Linked DNA regions of Homo sapiens: region 1 is linked to region 2. Evidence: chromatin loops called from intact Hi-C (ENCODE). Cell type or tissue: heart left ventricle. All regions are shown on one strand.

Region 1 (2,500 bases), 190 kb before region 2:
TGTGGTGCCACTGCAATTGTTATTAGGCAATTTTGCAAATGATACTGTGGGAGTGAAGAGAAGAATTGAATAAATGTGAAAATGAGAATAATTTGGACTAGAAACTATAGTGTTTATGATAAATTAGTCTCCAGAAGGTATAAATAATAGGTAATATAAACTCAAAACAGGGAAGGAATCACTTGGAGTTTTGTAAATTTAATACGTTTGTTGGACTTACAGACAAGAAATAAAAGTCTCTATAAGATGTATTTTAATTTTGTTTATATTTAAATTTTGAGTTTTTAAAGAGATAGCAGTACCCAGTTATCTATCAGTTAAGAAATCTGGGTGTTTAAGAAAGTTTGGGTTCCTTCCATTAAAAGGGAGATTTATAAGACTTGGCTTTTGCTTGGCTTTTTCATTTTTTTAAATATCCATTTTTAAGCATATTTTATATTATGGTTCTTCTTTATTTTCAACATTTTACTGTCAAATTCTTTTGCCTTAAGGGAAGATTTATAAAATACTCTATTCTTCAGTGCATTTATATATTATGTCTCTTCCACTGGACCTGTTACTATCTTGTAACTGTTTACAGTGGTCAAGGTTTTTTTTTTTTAATTTGAAACATATTGCTGTGGGGAAATTTCTTCTTCCTGAAATGAGCTCACCTCTATTGCCACACAATAAAAGAATTCTCAGCTTTTGAGAGCTCTGGCTTCCTTATGAAATATGGATAGACTTCTGCTTCTGAAGTGTTTTAGGTTTTTTTCTTTAGATAAGGAAGAAGAGGAATAAATAGTATGAGGTGTGTTTCTTCTTTTAAGACACAGGAATATCTATATCAGATAAATGAGAAGAAAATTAAGAAACTTTAAAGCTCTAAATGAGAGAGCTCATTAGAAATTAGCTACTTGGATGATGAAAATTTCTTCATCATCTACACTTAAAGGCATTTATGGTTTTTATACTACTTAGATACTTGATTTTGCAATTAGTATTTCTTTAGAATGTTTGTCCCTGATAGCTCCATCACATGGACTGTTATTCCTGAACACTCTGTTGTATTCTCCATGAAAAAATATTTTAGGAGAAAAGATAGAAAACTCAGCAATTATTTCAAGATAATTGTTGAGGACTTCCCTTGTTTCTTTTAAAAGCATAGCCTTTTGTTAGCCAGGTAGATTTATCTTTTCTTTAACATCTTCGATCAAGTAATACTTGAGGGAAATATTCTGTAGAAAGACATCCATTGAAGGCCAGAAACATCTACAGATGCAATGTGATCCCAAGCAATGAAGCATGTGGCCCTTCATTGGCATTATATGATAACAGGAGGATCTTCTGGCAGAAGAAGTGACTTTTGCTGCGTTCTGCATGCTGCCCCTCCAAACCCATCTTTGATTGGCACCTATGCCCTATTGAAACTGGCATCACACCTTCTGAATGGGCACAGTGCCAGGCTAGCAGATGGGTATGGGCAAAAGCATGCCAGAAACCCAGTATGTGAATCAAGTTTAAGTATCAGGGGCCCAAATTCCCATCCAGGGATATAAAAACTACAGTCTGTTGAGAGCTTTTTGTGCTTAAGGTTAAAGGACATGCCATTTCTACTCCAACTTAGAAGTTGATTAATTTTGAAAGTCAAACAGCAGCTCCTGTGGCTGTGTCAGGCAAAATCCTGTCTTTGGTGAATGAGAATTACTACTTCGTGTAGGGAAGAGAAAGTATTGTAATGAAGTTTCCAATGAGAGTTACTCTCCTGCAAGTGCCTCCAGCACTTAAGCAGCATGCATTCAGTGGAGATGAATATTTCTGTTCTCCAGCAGAGCCAGGTGCAATCAAAGCCAGATCTTCAACCTGCTGCAGTAAAGAACCCTAAATTTAGAAAGGGCAGGCAAAGTTTAGAAGAACTCCTTGGTGGCAGGCAGCTCTTTTCACTATGAGCTGATGAAGCTTCACAAAATTGTATAAAGGAGATGAAGGGAAAACTCCAAATAAAAGACCTTCAGAAAATTTCATCCAGAAACAGAAAGATTTTTAACAAACCAAAGGAAAAAGTTTAGTCCTTTCTCCTCAATGCAGAAAATCTTCTGAGTTTTCTATCAATAAAAACTTAGTTAACCAAAATGTTAGAACCAACTTAATGCATAAGTGACAAAACTTTCTATTTTTACATTTATTTCATTGCATGTCTATCATGTATATAAACTTTGCTTCTTGAATAATGGATTTTGCATAAAATTGAGAACTCTAAACATCATATTTCCTTCTGATTGTCTCACACCCACTACAGAACTCCCCTCCCCCACCCCCTAAAAGAGGGCACGCTTCCTTCTGATCACTTTAATCATATCTTCTAAATGCTCTAAAATTTACAGGAATGCCTGTAAGACCAGCTGTGGCCAAGAGAAGCTTTTCCTAATCGCCTTATAGCCGTTGCTTTTGCTTTTTCACTGTGTAAACTTTATCTATGGAACAGATTCCATGAGACCGTTGTGAATACTTCAACGTATTC
Region 2 (2,500 bases):
ATCTCAATTCTAATGGGTGTACTTGTTTCCTAAAAGGCCTTAGCAGATATAGACATACATAACAGTATTTTGCCTAAAATTAGGTATAACATGCTTCCTGTAAAAAAAAAAAAAAAAAAGTAACTTAAAATTTTTCAACTTTTCTAAATGTTGTCTACAAGAGAATCATATTTTCAGCTAGGTAATTCAAGAAGAATACTTCTAATTGGAGAGGGAAAGGTGGATTAACTTTTTTCCATATGGAATAATGAATTTTTAACCTCTACTTTCTGTGATGGTCATATGGTAATTCCACATATACTCAAAGACTATGCGTGATGGTGGGGAAGTGGGCACAAGGTTGAGTGTAATGGTCAGAAAGGAAAAGTCTACACTCCTAACCTAAGGTATCCTGGTGCAATGTAAAGAGAAAAAAATCCAGGACTGAAATCACACAGCCTGCGTTTAAGGGATTCTGATGTGATCATCAGCAAATAACGTCTCCGGTTTCCCATACCTTGATTTCTTCAACTAGAAAATGGGAATGATGATTCTTTTAAAAATTTCTGCCTCAAAGGGCTGAGGATTAAGTGAACTATTTACCTGGAAAGCGCTTTGTAAACTTCAAAACCCTACACATGTGTTAGTATGTGTAATAAACTCCATATGAGAGGCCACTGGAATCAGCAAAGTTAATTAATTCCATTGCTGTCATGCTTCTCCTAGAAGATATTGTAACTGTGGGTGTACAGGTACATACGACTTGGCAAAGGGCCAAAATAAGGTTTTCTTCCCAAATGTTCTTTCTACAGGAAACACGAAAATAATTAGCCCAGATTCCCGAGTGAACTCATCAACATCCGTGGAGGTGGAGGGTGTTAAAATCGAGTTAAGGCAAAATTTACAAAAAAAAAATTAAAAAACAGTCAATTGCGGGACACTGAACGAAGAAGGAAGCCAAACTCGGGGAAGGGCTAGGGAGAGAGGAGGCGTGGCCCCAGCCCCGCTCCACGCCGCGCGCCTCCTCGCTCCCCATCCAGCGCGGCGACCACCGGGGTGGCGGCGACAGCGGCGCTTCTCAAACCTTTAGTCTCCCAAGAGCCGTTACGCGCCGCCCCTCTCAATCCCCACAAGTCTGGGCCCCTAACCTCCTAGCCCGTCACAGACTTCTCCGCGCAGCTACGCTGCAAGAGGCTCTCTTAGCTAGAAAGCAACCACTGGGCGGGTACCTGAGCCGAGATGAATCCCTCATACACGGTTTTCGACCGGTTCTGGGGCAGAAGCAGGGGGCACTGGCGCAACAGGCTCGCTTCCGTCACCGCCATGGCTCGAAGTCCGGAGAAACACAGAAAAGCTCTAGACCTGCTGGGTCCTGCACATGCGCAGTCCGCTGGCGCTCGGACGCCGCGGAGCGGAAACCCCAGCCTTGGCGGGAAGATCCTGGAGGATTCCGCGGGCGGAAATGAAGGTGAAGCGCAGGCCAGGCCAAGTGGCGCTCTGCGGGAGGCGACATCAGGGCTCCCCAACCGGTAGTGGGAGGGAAGATTGCCCTCAAGTCCACAGGACTGACTGACCAAGATCATTCTAGCCTCAATTGTCCCAGGAGCCCTTTCGATGATTCTGTTTTACTTTATTGAAAGACTGTTACAACTTTGGTGTTGCATTTCCTCCAGAATAAAATGACTTTTACAGCCTGGACGTTGTAGCACTCTGTCTTCTTTGCTGTTGTCCTCTCTCCCTTAACATACAGAATAATGTATTATTTTGTGTATAATTATTGTAATATAATGTATAACACATTGATTATATCATATATATTACAGTTCTGTGGCTTACTAAGTTCAATCAGATATATTTGAGGCACACACATGTATACGTATATGTGTATTGATTAGACTCAAGTCAACACTGGACTCAGTTCTGTGTACGGCACTCACAAATATATAAAGCAAAACATGAGTAAAGATTGCTGATGGACTTGAACTTAATTTTCCTCTGACAGCGCTTGCAATATGTTTTTCTAACTCAGGAATGTTATCCATCCCATCTTATTAAGAGTTGATTAAATAAGAAACCTACTAAAATATTTACCATATGATTATTTGATTTTCCAATTTTCCAATTTTCCAATGCATCACGTTTGAGCCCTACTATTTGAAAAACATCATTGTAATGTGCCAAAGGTTGAGCAAAGATTATTTCGTCCCCTACCCATCTTTATTGACCTCAAGACAGAATTTGACATCCTGAAGATTCTTAAAGTTTGACAAGAATTTGTCACAGCATTCTGGATGCTTACAGAAAAGAATGCTGGAGCAGTGGTTAGATATAAATTACATTAAAGCAGTGGTTCTCAAAACGTGATCCTAGAACCTAGCAACAGCATCACCTGGGAACTATGTAGAAATACAAGTTTTCACCGCTGATGGGGTTCAGGATATGCTACCCCAAAATATGGCCCCTTGACATTTGAGAAAACAACAAAACCTAAGATCACTCTCTGACCTTCTCCCATCCTTCT

What was found. Hi-C counts contacts between places; a loop is a spot of excess contacts. Peaks named below come from ENCODE experiments on the same cell type or tissue, not always from the same donor. Only the 100,000 strongest peaks of a DNase experiment are listed, where the experiment ranks them.
Region 1: it touches region 2 in a loop (2.1-fold over the local background); 30 of 110 quality-filtered maps call a loop at or near these places.

What each region holds. Positions count from the first base shown.
Region 1 is chr2:58,053,802-58,056,301 of GRCh38, forward strand. The region is part of intron 2 of VRK2 (VRK serine/threonine kinase 2); the gene reads left to right. Among named protein-coding and RNA genes, the nearest start is that of VRK2, 8.2 kb to the left of the region's middle. In heart left ventricle, no CTCF peak of the experiment used is centred here; no DNase peak of the experiment used is centred here.
Region 2 is chr2:58,240,010-58,242,509 of GRCh38, forward strand. FANCL (FA complementation group L) reads right to left here and starts at 1,316. Exons shown (of 14, transcript NM_018062.4): 1 at 1,209-1,316. The coding sequence starts at 1,304. RefSeq lists a silencer at 914-963 and an enhancer at 1,504-1,663. In heart left ventricle, no CTCF peak of the experiment used is centred here; a DNase peak (open chromatin) is centred at 1,372; H3K4me3 peaks cover 1,634 bases; H3K27ac peaks cover 919 bases.